2 separate regions of the Homo sapiens genome follow, and region 2 is linked to region 1. Evidence: read pairs that join two places in POLR2A ChIA-PET (ENCODE). Cell type or tissue: Panc1. All regions are shown on one strand.

Region 1 (8,000 bases):
GCCTCCCAAAGTGCTGGGATTACAGGAGTGAGCCACCGCGCCTGGCCAGTTATAGCCCATTCTTATAGCACTGAAGGAATTGTGCAATGGCTATGTAACCCCTGGGTCAAGTGCCTGATTCAAGATGGTGGAAAAACATTCCTTTCCATTCTATAGAACACATATGTATTGGATGTCTTTTCTGTGCTGGGTATAGTGCTTGGTGCTTAGGGAAAAAGCACTAGAGAGACAGATGTGGTTTGTGCTTGTGACAGTTTCATGTGTCAACTTGACTGGGCTAAGGGATACCTAGGTAATTGGTAAAACATTAGTTCTGGTGTGTCTGTGAGGGTGTTTGCAGAAAAGATTAGCATTTGAATTTATAGATGGAGTGAAGCAGATCCACTGCAAACTTCTCTACGCTCTCCTCCAAACCACATGGCACTCCTCTGTGCCGTGAGGTTTTGTCATGTTCGTTATCTGTGGATGTCATAGCTCTGCAGTTACCTGCTATGGTTTGGAAATGGGCTTATTCATCTCTACCATCGGTGCAGTGGCTTTGGGAGATGGGGCCTAGCGGGAGGTGTTTGGGTCATGGGGATGGATCCCTCGTGAATGTCTTGGTACTGTTCTTGTGGTGATGAGTTCTCACTCTGATGAGCCTGGATAATTTCCCACAGAATGAATTAGTTCCCGCAAAAGTTGACTGTTAAACAGACAGAATGCTTCTTGCATTTTGTTTCTTCAGGTGTGTCTTCTTGCCCTTTGACCTTCTTCATCATGTATGTTATGATGCAGCACAAAAGCTCTCACCAGAAACCAGGGCCATGCTCTTGAACTTCTCAGCCTGCAGAACTGTGAGCTAAATAAACCTCTTTTCTTTATACATTACCCAGACTCAAGTATTCTGTTTTAGCGACACAAAATAGACTATGATGGAAGATTGGTATTGAGCAGTGGGGTCTTTTTATAAAGGTACTTGAAAATGTGGAAGCCAGTGTGGAACTGGGAAATGGCCACAGGTTGAAAGAGTTTGGAGGAGCTGGCTAGAAAAGCACTGCATTGCCCTGAAGTGGGCATTAAGGATAATTCTGGTGAGGGCCCAAAGAAGACAAAGAGATTAGGGTAAGTTTGGAATTTCTTGGAGACTAGTTAAGTTATTGTGACCAAAATGTTTATAGAATTATGGACAGTAAAGGCCATTCTGATAAGGTCACAGATGGAAATGGGAAGTATCTATTTGGAAACTGGAACAAAGGTCACACTTGTTACAAATATTTGTATTTATGCCCTAAGGCTTTATGGAAGGTTGAACTTAAGAGGGATGACCTAAGATAATCTGGCGGATGAAATTTCTAAGCAGCAAATCACTCAAGAAGTGGTGTGGTTACTTTCAACAGCTTATGCTCAGTTATGGCAGCAAAAGAATGACCTGAAGGCAGAATTTACAATTAAAAGGGAAGCATAGAAATTTGGAAAATTTCCAGCCTGGCCATGTGGCAGAGAATGAAAGGGCATTTTCAGGAGAGGAATTTAAGAGTTCAGCAGAGTAATCACTTGCTGAGGAGATGACTGGGGGTGAAAAGGGAGCCAAGTGGTAACAGTAAGAAAAATGGGGGCTGGGCATGGTGGCTCACGCCTGTAATCCTAGCACTTTAGGAGACCGAGGTGGGCTGATCATCTGAGGTCAGGAGTTGGAGACCAGCCTGGCCAACATAGTGAGGCCTTGTCTCTACTAAAAACACAAAAATTACCTGGGTTTGGTGGCGGGCGCCTGTAATGCCAGCTACTCAGGAGGCTAAGGCGGGTAATCGCTTGGCCAGGGAGGTGAAGGTTGCAGTGAGCAGAGCTGGAGCCACTGCACTCCAGCCTAGATGACAGAGTGAGACTCCGTCTCAAAAAAAAAAAAAAAAAAGGACAATGGGAAAAGGCTGGAGAGGCATTTCGGAGATCCCTGAGGCCTGCCCCTCCCATCTGCCCAGATGCCTGAAAAGGCAGAATAATTTGGGGGGATGGGCCTGGGACCCTGATGCCCTGTGTAGCCTCAGGAAGCTGTTCCCTGGATCCAGCCTGGAGCAGCGGTGGCACAATTGGCTGAGATATTAAAGTGGTGTCATTGTCTGGGATAAAACCTGAGGTTCCTTGTCCCATGGCCATGGAAAACTAGGATGCTTACACACCAGAGTGAGGTTAAACTCAGAAGTTTAATAGGCGAAAGAAAAAGAAGAGATCTCTGTGCAAAGAGGGGTCTCAGAGAAAAATGGGTTGCTGTGGTGAAATGTAGGAGGTTTTATAGATGAGCTTGAGGAGGCAGTGTCTGATTTACAAAGCACATGAAAGATTGGCTGGACCAGGTGTGCCATTTGCATAGCACGCAAATGGCTGAGGACACAGCTCCTGAGAACTCAAGTTGTAAGCCTTGGAGATGTCCATGTGATGTCAAGTCTGCAGGCACCTAGAAGGCGAGAGCTGTAGAGGCTTGGCAGCTTCCTTTTTGATTTCAGAGGATGTTTCTGAAAATCTAGGGTCCAAGGCAGAAAACTGCTGTGGGGCACAGCCACCATAGAGTCCCTCCTGGGGCAATGCCTGGTGGAACTATGGGGCCAGGGTCACCACTGAAAACCTGGAATGGGAAAGCCACCAACAATATGAAACCTCAGCCTGGAAAAGCTGCCAGCACCAAACTCCAACCCATGAGAGCAGCTGCATGGGCTGTGCCCCGCAAAGCCATGGGAGCAGGGCTGGCTAAGACACTCACTGAGTGTTTCCTTACTAGGTGTTGACTTCTGCAGCAACTGAAATATATTCCTTGTCTAATTCTGACGAGGCAGGCTAATTAGAATTCTAATGCATAAACACCCCCTTTAGCTGGGCACTGTGACTCATGCCTGTAATCCTAGCACTTTGGGAGGCTGAGGCGGGCAGATCACCTGAGGTCAAGAGTTCGAGACCAGCCGGGCCAATATGGTGAAACCCCCTCTTTACTAAAAATACAAAAATTAGCCAGTTGTAGTGGCACATGCCTGTAATCCCAGCTACTTGGGAGGCTGAGGCAGGAGAATTGCTTGAACCCGGGAGGCGGAGGTTGCAGTGAGCCGAGATTGCGCCATTGCACTCCAGACTTGGAGACACAGAGAGACTCTGTCTAAAAATAAAAAAAAAAAAAAAACCCAAGAAAACAAAAAACAAAAACAAAAACAAAACGCTTTAGCTGTCTAGAGAACATTAATGGTTGTGCATATATCAGTTGTTCTCAAAATGTGGGCTGTGGATACCTGAGGGTCCTTGAGAGCTCCTCAGGGGATTACTGTCCTTCCCATACCAGGACAATGTTCTTTGCCCTTTTCACTGTGTTTAGATTTTCACTGATGGTGCAAAAGCAATGGTGTCTGATACTGCTGGTGTCTCAGTGTGAATGTGGTCACTGACACTGTAAACCTAAAATAAAAGTCTAAGCCCCCCAACCCTCAGAATGGACTTCCTCCTAGGCCAGGGAACTCTTATATTTAACCTGAAAGACTGGTTCAGGCCATGACGGGGAGAGGGGGTTGGGCACGCCTCATTTTCCCTCTCAGGCACCAACATCAACGCAGACTTTAAGTCTGACAAGAAACATTTACAGGCCGGTTTGGTGGCTCACGCCTGTAATCCCAACACTTTGGGAGGCCAAGGCAAGTGGATCACCTGAGGCCAGGAGTTCAAGACTAGCCTGGCCAACATGGAGAAACCCCGTCTCTACTAAAAACACAAAAATTAGCCAGGTGTGGTGGTGCGTCCCTGTAATCCCAGCTACTTGGGAGACTGAGACAGGAGAATTGCTTGAACGTGGGAGGCAGATGTTGCAGGGAGCCGAGATCACGCCACTGCACTCCAGCCTGGGAGACAGAGTGAGACTTAGTGTCAAAAAAAAGAGGCCGGGCGCGGTGGCTCACGTCTGTAATCCCAGCGCTTTGGGAGGCCGAGGCAGGCAGATCACGAGGTCAGGAAATCGAGACCATCCTGGCTAACACGTTGAAACCCCGTCTCTACTAAAAAATACAAAAATTAGCTGGGCGTGGTGGCAGGCGCCTGTAGTCCCAGCTACTCGCAAGGCTGAGGCAGGAGAATGACATGAACCCGGGAGGCGGAGCTTACAATGAGCCGAGAGTGTGCCACTGCACTCTAGCCCGGGTGACAGAGCAAGACTCTGTCTCAAAAAAAAAAAGAAAGAGAGAGAGAGAGGGAGGGAGGGAGGGAGGGAGGGAGAGAGAGAGAGAAAAAGAAAGAGAGAGAAAGAAAGAAAGAAAGAAAGAAAGAAAGAAAGAAAGAAAGAAAGAAAGAAAGAAAGAAAGACAAGAAAGAAGAAACATTTACAATCTACTGTAATGTATTCTCCTGCAGATGAAGCCTGCTACCTGGAGGCTTCATCTGCATGAAAAAAACTTTAGTCTCCACAATCTCTTATCGCAACCCAGACATTCCTTTCTACTGATAACTCTTTCAACCAATTGCCAATTAGAAAAATTGTAAATGTACTTATAACCTGTAAGCACCCCCGCTTCCTGCTTCAAGTTGTCCCACCTTTCTGTACCGAACCAATGTATTTCTTCAATGTATTTGATTGAAGTCTCATGTCTCCCTAAAATGTATAAAACCAAGCTGCACCCGGACCACCTTGGACACACGTTCTCAAGATCTCCTGAGGGCTGTGTCATGGGCCATGGTCACTCATATTTGGCTCAGAATAAATCTTTTCAAATATTTTACAGAGTTTGACTGTTTTCTTCAACACAGAGTTCGTTACTGCCACAAACTTAGAGTAAGAAAACTCAGTTTCTGATTAAACAGTGAACACTATTGATCAAAGGTCGAGCCCCTGAGTACAGATCTCTTAAATATATCCTGTGGGTTGCAATTGGAAGGGCACAGAAAGCCCCTTTGCTGCTTGCTGAATGGCGCTTGCTGAATGGCACATGCTGTCTGAACAGAAGCGCTTGTGTGATCCTTGCCTTGGAGCTGAACAGACAGCCTTTGCCAGGGAAGGAGCAACTGACAGGCTGTGGTCTTTCACACTTGTGTATTGGTCGGCTCATAGAGACTCTTGTGAAGAGAATGGGGACGCTATTGACAAATGGGGTTTCTTTTTTCCTATTAAATAATAAAATGAGTCAACATTTGGAAGATCTGCTTAATTCAGTGAATCAACATTTTTCAAATGACCAACGGATGATGTTACTGATTCACGCATAGGTAAGAGATTCATTCAGTGTGCTAGAGAGACCAACAGATTTTATACATAGAGTAGGAAAAGTTCATTGATTCCACAGTGTAATTAAACTTTAAGGAACTATCGCATGTCAAGTTTTGGTGGATTATCAAATAAAAATATTGACAATAATCTAAAAATGCCATTAAAAGTGCTCCATCGGCCTGACGTGATGGCTCACACCTGTAATCCCAGCATTTTGGGAGGCCAAGGTGGGCGGATCACGAGGTCAGGAGATCGAGACCATCCTGGCTAACACAGTGAAACTCCGTCTCTACTAAAAAAATACAAAAAATTAGCTGAGTGTGGTGGCAGGCGCCTGTAGTCCCAGCTACTCAGGAGGCTGAGGCAGGAGAATGGCATTAACCCGGGAAGCGGAGCTTGCAGTGAGCCGAGACCACGCCACGACAGCCTGGGCGACAGTGCAAGGCTCCATCTCAAAAAAAAAAAAAGTGCTCCATCATTTCTTTTTTTTTGTTTTGAGATGGAGTCTCGCTCTTTCGCCCAGGCCAGAGTGCAGTGGCGCTATCTCAGCTCACTGCAAGCTCCTCCTCCTGGGTTCACGCCATTCTCCTTCCACAGCCTCCCGAGTAGCTGGGTCTACAGGCGCCCACCACCGCGCCCGGCTAATTTTTTGTATTTTTAGTAGAGACTGGGTTTCACCGTGTTAGCCAGGATGGTCTCGATCTCCTGACCTCGTGATCCGCCTGCCTCAGCCTCCCAAAGTGCTGGGATTACAGGCGTGAGCCACCGTGCCCGGCCTATCATTTCTTAACTACCTATCTACGTGAACCTAGATTTTCTTTTCATATTTCACCAAAACAATACTCTGCACAGACTGAATGCAAAAGCAGATTGAGAATCCAGAATCTCCACTAAGCCAGATATTAAATAGATTTGCATAAAATGAAAACGACACCATTCTTTCCACTAAGTTATCTGGTTTGGGCACATACAGTAGTTGATTTCCTTAAATTACTATTATTTATGTTAATATGTGATTGATTTATTACATTTTAAATAAATAAATGTTTAGTTTAAACAATTTCTACTATGATAAATATTGATAGTATGAAACACATAAACATCAGCTCTTTTGGCCTCTTAATAATTTTTTTTTTCTTTGAGATGGAGTCTCGCTCTGTCACCCAGATCACGCCACTGCACTCCAGCCTGGGTGACAGAGCAAGACTCCATCTCAAAAAAAAAAAAAAAAAAAGTTGCTCATCTAACAGGTACCTGTGAGAGACACGGCTCTGGAGACGAAGACAGCCTCGTGCAGGGGACCTCCTGGGATTGCTGTGGACCTTGGTCCTCCTCAACCCTGTTACACCCACACTGTCGGAAACCAAGGCCCGGGAGGTGGAGTGGCTCGCTCTGCTTCACACTGCTGCACCACAGCATTCACACCCATCCCAGGGCTGTCTGGCTGCATTCTCTCTGTTCTCTACAGTGCTTCAGACAATGAGTTGAAAGTTTACAAACCTGTGCCACTCTATATTCAATATGCACTGACATAGTTGTGTAAAAATTACTTATATATGTCCTAGAAGTGGTATTTACAGATTGAAAAAATTCCTAGAAAGCAAATAAAATGAAACTGTAGGATGCGGAGTATGTGATTTTTATTTAAAAGTTGAGTGAAGATAATTTCCACTAGTGCTTCAAAGTGTTCTGATGGCTTCCACACCTATTAACCTGCACATATGAATCCCACAGTGTCCTGGAGAAATTGTTACCCCAGTTTACAGATCACGAAATGAGGTTCTGAGAAGTTAAGTAACTGAGTCACAGACACATTCAGTGTGGGCAGGCTGGTGCGGGTCTGAAGCTCTTGCCCTCTCCTCTCCAAGGTGCTGACAATCTCTCAGGCTAATGAGGCTAACAGGCCATTACTTGTCCCCTGTGCTTTTCCAAGGACATGGACACAGGGGTAACTCCAACCCCTCCCATTCCTTCAGCAACAATGGGGCATGTTGACTTTGGGTCTCCTAAGGTTAGAGGCTCTCATCACGTTGTCTCTATCCATTTACCAGTGACAACACCAAACAATGTTTGTCTACGGTGCCCGGTGAATTGCCATTAGCTTTGCGGGAAACTCTCAGAATAGAGCATTAAAGGGTAGGAAGTTGAGCCCAGTGGCCAGGAATTTGGACCTTCTAGCCAAGCTTAGGGAGATTCACGCTGGCTGGATTTCCCTCACTGGAGGCTTGTTTGAAAAGACCTCCCAAGCCAGGGTGGCACTGCGTGTAGCTCCTGGAAGCAATCCTCATGCTGGCCAAACACGCCTACCTTGGGTGGTCAGCACAGCAGCCCAACTCCCCAGCTCCACTTCTCACAGTGAGAATCAAGATTTAGAAACTGCTGTGATTACAGAAGCTGCTAATATGTTGTTAGGGCCAGGTACCTCAAAGGACATTTCTTCAGCTAGGCAACCTCTTCCATAACAGTGGCCTGGTGAAAGTGCACACAAAATGCCTAAAAGAAAAGCGTATAATGGAGAGAAACGCACATGGTGCTCAAGTGCCAGCACAGAAACTGCAGTGTGGTGGCCCCAGCCCCTGCCAGTAGGAAGGGATAGTCCATATCAGTACTCATCACTGCAGTAAAAGGTGTGAATAAAAGGGTTGGGAGAATGGATATAAAGTCCAAGGACTTTGCTTCTTAAAAAAATTAATAGGCCAGGCGTGGTGGCTCACACTTGTAATTCCAGCACCTTGGGAGGTGGAGGTGGGCGGACCACTTGAGGTCAGGAGTTCGAGACCAGCCTGGCCAA
Region 2 (8,000 bases), 330 kb before region 1:
TGAAGAACACAGAAAAAATGGCTATGCAAATCACCGATTTGAGCATTGTACATTGTATACATTTATCAAAATATCACACTGTGCCCCATAAATATGTACAATTATTATGTCTCAACTAAAAATAGTAATAATAATAAAACTGTGGACAGTGTGGTCAAGTGTTCTCTTTGATCTGGAGAAGGAGGATGGGAAGTGCATGTTAACGCACTCTGATCTCAGGCCTGAGGTTGGAAACTCACTGGCTTCAGAAACTGAGGTCCCATTAGGGTTAGCTGACAACAGCCAGCACAGCCTTGCAGCTGCACTCGAAGGCACAACCAGGTCGTAACAGGGTCCGAAAAGGAATTTCCAGGACTAAAACATAAGTCTCAATGCAGGACGCTTAGACTTCTTCTAACCTTTCAACTTGGAAGTTTCCTTCAACATGTCTCCTTTAGAGCAGCTAGGGAATACAATCTGTGCATGAGCTGACACAGAGCCAACAGTGGGCTCCGTTCTGGGCCTCCCACACCAGAGGAGGCTCTGAAACACAGGCATTCTGTGAGCTGGCCCCAGAAATGTTCCTGTTGAACACATGGATTTGAAACTGTTCCTCAATTCTCTCTCTCCCCAAAGAATTACAACGAAAAACAATGTTCTTCATTCAAAAAGAGTCTCAAAAAAAAATCAATCTTCATTTAAAAAAAGTCTCAAAAAAAATCAATCTTCATTTAAAAAAAGTCTCAAAAAAAATGTTCTTACTGTCCCACCTCCGGTGCTTGTGCTCAAATCTGTGTGGCACCATGTCTGGTTAAGCAGAACTACATGCCTCTCCCTCTGGATGGATCAATACTTCTCAGTATCCTGCCACTGGGACCACCAGGAGTAAGATGGTTTCCACAATGGAGGGAACTCAGCGACGGAGAGCAGCTGTGGGTCTGAGGCCAGAAAGAGGCTCTGCAAGCGCAGGAAGAATGGGGGAGTCAAGGCACCTGCAAAAGCAGGGCCACCGGGCCCTGGATTCCAGGATGTGGCCTGTACAGAAAGTGTGGCTTCAGCCCTGCAGGGTCCTGCTTTCCATTCCCAAAAGGGAAAAGACACAGGCACACAAGGTCAGCAAGGCTCAGGCCTCTGTGGGGTGTGGAGATCCCTTCCTCTCGGACTGCAAACCTTGGAAATGAGAAGTTTGAAACGCCAGGAAAAAACAGGACAAAATGAGACAGGGTTTAAGATACTGCAAAACCACTACGTGCTAGGATGCACCCACATCTGCCCAGGAGGTAGTTACAAAAGAAAGAAAAACAGGAGACCAACGTTTATCCAGCAACAGTGACAGTCTAAGCCTGGGCAGGTGCTCTCATAGAGAAAAGCCCATTATCACTCCATTAAGGCGGCCTGCTACGTCTTTTTTGCAGACAAGGAGAATGGAGGCTCAGGTCTGAGTACTCATCCTACACCACACAGCATGTCAGCAGAGAGCAATGATTTGTCACCACATGTATCTGACTTTAAAATCCACAACTGCCAACTCTATTCCTCTGTGGTCACTCTTCCTTACCCACTGGTGCCTTTCCTTCCCTTCCATCCCTTCCCACCCCAAAAAGCCTACACGGGGCAGACAGGGGCCCCATGAGCCCTGGGAGGCACTGCCCACTTCCACTGCCTGTGGTGACAGAGGGGCCCCTGGGAACAAGATGGCTACCCTCATCCTGCTGAGGAAGGGGCACTCTTCCTCCCGGACATGTCCTGATGGGGCAGCCAGCAAAGGCTTCACAAATTCTTCTGTCTCTCGTGTGAATTTCAGATTTAACAATGGTTTATTCTTCCCAGTCTTAGGAAATCTGCCAAGTGTCTAAGTAAATACATGGGGTCCAGCAGAGAACCTGGTGGGGGTGCATTTCCAAAGGGTCTGAGTGCACAGCAGTCTAGAGAAAAGGAAGGAGGGACAGTTTTCAAGTTCTTCCCATCTGAGAGTCCTTGGCTACGGGGAAGGTCAGAGAAGAAGAGAGAGGGCAGCTTGCTCAAGGCGTTGCTACCGGGCTGGCGGGAGCTGCTGTTGAACCCATGTCCTGTCACCAGCAGTAGATGCTCACTCAGAGGCCAGCCCAGGGGCCACTTGGCAGGGGTGGACTCTGCCTCTCTGCTCACAGGGGACGAGTCCTCAAAGCCATCTCCAGAATGAAATAAGAACAACACAAAGCTGGCTTAGGGGATCCTACAGATAATGCAGCAAAGGCTGGGGCTTGGCACACAGTTGCAGGCAGTAAGTGTTATAATGGGCCACACTCAAAATGGGCTGTTCATGTTGTCATTAAAAGTCAAGTTTATGGAACTTGAAGTGGACAAACACGCTCCAACATTAAGTGACAAAAGACAGTGGGCAAAGATGCATGTGTAGTGTGGTTTCATTTTTATTTTAAAAACTAAGAAAATGTCCTAAAATGCTCATAAGAGCTTCTCTCTGGGTTGTGTAATTCTAGGCACCATTCATATTTTTTCGGAAATGTTTCTATCTTTCAGGGTTTTCGCCAGTAATATGTATTACTTTTTAAAATTAGGGAAACAACACACAGATTACCTTCGAGAGGAACAAAGCTTCTTTTATTTTGTAGTACTCTGTGCTGCTGTACTGAATTTCCCTAAATCCCGTTCTAATTTTGCATTAGTATTAGTTCCTGTATTCTCCCAAACTCACGTGTTTGATCCTTACACTTTTCCTTCTCTCTGATAAATCTCCCATGTCTGATAGCCATATGAAAATTAATGTGGGAGGTAGTTTTCTGGACCAATATGCTCAGAGGAGATGTGGAAGTGACATTCTCATTTATAGCGAGCAGGGCTTATGCTTCCCAGAGGTTACAATGCAAGGCGTCCTGCAGCAGGGGTCTCTCTCTCCCTTCTTTAATTATTCAACAGAGGGGATCTCGGTGCTCCTTTAATTGTTCAACAGAGACCCAAGGCAGGCCCACTAGCTGTCTTCTTCAGGCAAGACAACTTGAACGTGAGACTCCACGCTAGGTCCAAGGTAGATGCCCAGGAAGCCCAGTAGTGGAACAGAATCCAGTCAAGGCTCCGGTGCCACATCCAAGCCCAGGACGTTCCACCAGGCGCTGCCTCCCTTTAACCCGTGCACAACGTCTAGGGCAGAGATGGCAATGGAAGCCAGGCCACGGCACCTATGTCTGCTGTGTGCAAGAAAGAACCAAGGAAGGCCCTAGGGCACGGGTGCAACAGCGAGCAGGAACTAAGCTCAGAGTGGGGTTACAAAACGGGCTCCTGTCCGTGAAGAATGGACCACGCTAGGAGTGCTCCCTGGAGACTGGAGCTGCCCCTCCCACACACCCCGCACCTCTCTCACAGGAACACACCCACATACTCACATGCACACAGTCAAACTCTCATGTGCTCCCAGTCTCCGGCACTTTTTCACACCCACACACTTGCAGACACATGTATGAACACTCACTCTCACGTGGTCTCTTACACACATTTTCTCATAACACTCATGCAGACTCAGCCACTCATGCATTTGCACACACACTCTTACACCCACGTCACACACACCTGCATACTTCACACTCTTAGTCTCTCACACACTCTTACACTCACACACCCTTGCACTAACACTCTCACCCACATTCACACAACAGTCACAAGCAGACACACACACTCATGCTCTCACACTTTCTCATATACTTACACTATACTCACTGGCACTCACACACGTGCAGTCTCTCACAGTGTTTTTCATGATACACACATTGTCACACTCACATTCAGTCTCAGTCTTGTACACTCACAGACAGCCTCACACAGTCTCACACTCATTCTCACACTCACACTCACGCACAGTCTCACACGCTCACTCACACCCACCCTGTGCTCCAACACGGCCCCACAGCTGCATGTGCTGCTCACAAACGGATGGTCCGTGATGGTGGAGGGTCAGGTTCTGCATTCTGAATACTGGCCCCACCTCATCACCCTGTATCTGCAAACCTCACACCTGTGTCAAACAAGCCCTTCTCCCCACCTGGGAGCTGCCTGTCAGGAAGCCAGGGCGCTGGCTGTTCCTGGAGGTCCGTCCTTTCCATCCTGGCCCCTTCTCCAGGACGAGGCCACCCATCAGCATCTCCACTGTAGAGGGGTTGGTTCCTGGCTCCCTTCCAGGGGCAGATGCAGCCAAAGGCACCCTCTTCTCACTGAGAGCTGCCCCTCCACTCAAGGCCCCCAGATCCTCATCCCATCTACTGCTCTGACTAGCCCAGCCCCTGGGTCCACAGGTGACTCCATGGCAGTGGTGACTTGCGCTGGGTCTCGAGTGTGCACACAGAGCCCACAGCCCATGTGCTACACCAAAGTTACACCAGGGACTTCCAGAACCACTCTTTTCATGTGGCTACAGGTGGGGCAGAGGTGGGAGAAGCAAAGCACTTTTGCTTCACACTCTGATGTCTGGGTGACCTATGAGAGGCCACAGCTTGGGGACATTTCCTCAGGCGGTTCATTTGCTAGCTCTGGTACGCTGCCTACCAGGATCAATGCTCACCTCTCCAGAGAAGGTCTGCATAAACAGCAAGCTCCGTACCTCTGCACTGCCAGCTCAGAGAGCTCTTGGATTGCTTTCTGAGGACAGAGGCAGTAGCAGCCAGCTGTCCCAGGTGGGGACAAGGATCAGGTCTTATTCAGCTCCAAAGTCTGTCCAAGCTGAGACACCCTGCGGGTTCAGTACTTCTTTGCTAAGTCGGTGAGCTCTGAAGGGGTGAAGAGGTGAGGGGTGAACAGGTGAGCCCAGGCCACAGGTTAGGAGCCCTGGCGCTGAGGCACTGACTTCTGAATTAAACCCAAAGGAGGCCCTAGCACTTGGTAAAACACTCTCTCTCTACCCCAAATCTCTCTTCCAAAGTGACTGATTTATGGTTTTCTTTAGTATGATGTTCTATCATTGCAGAAGATTAGAAAAACACATAGAAACATATGGAAGCAAACCAAGCTCCCTGGAACCTGTGAAGAGCCACATATCTCAATGAAGACACACATGACTTTTACATTTCTTTTTCCTCACTGAGGCTTAATTCCTGAGCACTCCCCGAGGGAATCATTTAATTGTTTGAGTCCATCAATTACTTCTTACACACTTCACATCAATGTGAAATGACCAGCACCTGAAGCAGTCTCTTCCTGTCCCCTAGCCTCCCTCCTACCACAGCCCAGCACCCCTCCTCCTCCACCCTCCTCAGCTGCCCTGGTCTTGCTTGGGACCACAAGGGGCCTCACCCTACAACCATCCTATCCTTGAGCTTCTGGTAAAACTGCAGGGGCCAGCAGTGTAGCCTCAGGTCTCACTCCGCAACCTGCAGCCCTCCCACTCACACCTGCAGAAAGGGGAGGTATGGCCTTCACCAAGAATATTACATTATATGCATCAAAAGGAAACAAACAAACAAACACAGAGGACAAAACACACACACACACACACACACACACACACACACACACACAAATTCCAAGGTACGACAAAGAACTGGCCGTAATGCAATGAGATTGGGCAGTTTGAACAATGAAATCATGAATTGAATAATTATATTGTTAAGGCCTATTCTCCAAACACTACTACAAAACTGTCCATGCCTATATATTTTTCTGTTCAGTTAAGAAGTCAAATCCAGGAAAAGAGAAGAAAAAGGAGACCTCATGGGAGCAGGAGAGAGCTGCCACCACACAGATGGCTGTCACCTCTGGAAGGAGCTGATAAGGGGACAAGAGGGAATTTGCCAGCACTGGAGAGCACCTGCAGGGCTCTGGGCGATCCGCCCTCCCACCCCCAGCTCCCCAACGTACCCCTTCTCAGAAAAACCAAGGAGAAAGGGAACAAAACCCAAGCTCCCACACAGGGATGTTCACGGGCAAAGGGCAGCTCCCAAAGCCCTGGGGTGGGGCAGGGGGGCACCTGCATCTGGCTGCACCCATGGCACACACACCCTGATCTCTCACACCTGTGCCCACCCTGCTCCCAGCCTGAGGCCCAGGTGCTGGGGAAGAGCTGCCCTTACTTCCCTGCCAGTTCCCAGCCAGGAAAAAAAAAAAAAAATCCTGCATCCTCTCCTTACAAAGGTCATGAGTACTCAGTGCAGAAATCTCAGGCCCCTTGAAACCCCCAGTGAACACAGACCCCGGTGATCTGCAGGTGATGTGCAGCTTCACCCACTCCATGCAGCTGGGGTCTCTGTGGAGGGAGGGACAGGCAGTGGCTTTTTCTTTACACAGTCTTGTGCCCCTCTTGTCGCGGTGACACGCTCATTGTCCACCAAAACATGACATGGTAACATGGTCTCCAAAGGTCACATGACTGGACGCTGCCCATCTCTTTGGGCAGTCCCCACACCAGGCATTTAGCTGTCTTCGCCCAAGCCTCCTTCCCTCCAGACACTGGGTGCTACCCACCCAGAGCCTCGGGAACCACGTGACCTTGAGTATAAAATGGGACACATGCCCCAAAGTCCCCTACACTGCCACTCCCAAAGACCAGCATGTTTCCTCATTTAGCAGTCTCACTGTTATTCACGGGTGGAGCCGGCGTCAAGGACAGATAAGGAAACGTGCTGAGGGCTGCCCAGCCAGCAAGTTGCGCAGGGTCACCTGAGACTCCGCCACGCCCAGCGGGATCTGGGATTCACCACAGGGTGCAAAAGGACACCGAGCCTGCGAGGCAGGAGGACGCTCAGTCATTCCGGCCCCACAGGAGGAGCTGGGGATGGTGGGGCCTCAGCCCCAGGTGCATCCTATGACGTACCTTATCCAAAGCCACCACAACAGGGTGGGGGACGGTCCTGACAGGGAATCCTCACGTGCTCTGAGGAAAGAGCAGGAAAGCCAGTCCTTGACTGGGGGCACCCAGGGGCCTCGTGAGAAGGGGATGCATCGCCGTCAGAGCCCTGGAGAATCAGGGATTCAGGCCAAGACACTGGGTGCTGTACTAAACACATGTGGGACTGAACTCAGCCCAGCCTGGGGGTCAGCACTGTTGCCATCAATTCACCCCTGAGCAGTCTGAAGTGCAGGAGAGGGCTTCTCAGATCGCTTAGCCAGAAAATGTTTTTTAAATTTTGTTTAAAACACCCACAAAGCTCTTCGGCAACTTTCCACCTTGTCCAAATACACTGAACTCCCAATTATGTAAACTAATTGAGAGTGTAAAATAACACATCCTGATAGGTAAGTCAGTACTTATGTTGACCCTGAGCTGTGATTCTGTGATTCAGACTGCTCTTGGAGACTGATCTTTGCCAGCGCACGGCCTGGCAGATCCCAGGCCCTGAGGCTCTGCTGGGAAGTGGGATGAGGGAGGGGAAGGAAGATGGGTCAAGTGTTCAGGAGCGGACACCCACCATGCTGCCCACTCACACACTTCATGTCACTGCATTCTCTCCACTGTGGGGTCACATAGCCCACTCTGCCCTGGTGAAATAAAGCCAGCACCCAGGTGGAAGGCAGCCCATGGGGTCGCCTGCCTCTGCCTCTGATAACCAATACGTGACTGTTGGCTGTCCTCTAAATTCCACAGCAGGGTCACAAATCTTAGAACCACCCTGCGGCACGTTCCAGCCTCAATGAGCCAAGGGCCAGCTCTCCTGGAGGCTGGGACACGCACCTAAGTTGAGAACTGCAAATATACAACAGTGGTTCTCAAAGGCCATTGTCCACCTTTTATCACTAAAATCCTAAAGCTCGGGCCTCACCTGTGAAGTCAGAACCTCCAGCGGTGAGACCTAGGTGTCAGTATTTTTAAAAACTCCCTAGTGTTTCCAACACACAACCAAGCTCAAGAATCACAGCAGGTCTCAACCCTGAATTAGCACTGCATTATTTGGGGAGCATTTTTAAAGCAAGTCTGACATCCAGGCCCCACCAGGGCCAACTCAATCTGCCACCCTCTGGAGGTAGAAGCAGGTACCCACATTTTTAGCGTCTGCATTTTTAAAGCTCCCCAGGTGACTCCAACATGCAAGACAAAGTGTCCA

Evidence for each region. ChIA-PET counts read pairs that join two places held together with the same protein. Peaks named below come from ENCODE experiments on the same cell type or tissue, not always from the same donor. Only the 100,000 strongest peaks of a DNase experiment are listed, where the experiment ranks them.
Region 2: POLR2A ChIA-PET joins it to region 1 with 5 read pairs; 3 of 35 experiments call an interaction of 5 or more read pairs at or near these places.

The regions. Positions count from the first base shown.
Region 1 is chr7:47,676,478-47,684,477 of GRCh38, forward strand. No RefSeq gene overlaps it. Among named protein-coding and RNA genes, the nearest start is that of LINC02902, 25 kb to the left of the region's middle. RefSeq lists enhancers at 3,627-4,140, 5,685-6,198. In Panc1, no CTCF peak of the experiment used is centred here; no DNase peak of the experiment used is centred here; H3K27ac peaks cover 7,595 bases.
Region 2 is chr7:47,348,553-47,356,552 of GRCh38, forward strand. The region is part of intron 17 of TNS3 (tensin 3); the gene reads right to left. It overlaps LOC124901629 (a long non-coding RNA gene), which reads right to left. Exons shown (of 2, transcript XR_007060319.1): 1 at 5,257-8,000; 2 at 2,367-4,733. Among named protein-coding and RNA genes, the nearest start is that of SNORD151, 110 kb to the right of the region's middle. In Panc1, no CTCF peak of the experiment used is centred here; no DNase peak of the experiment used is centred here.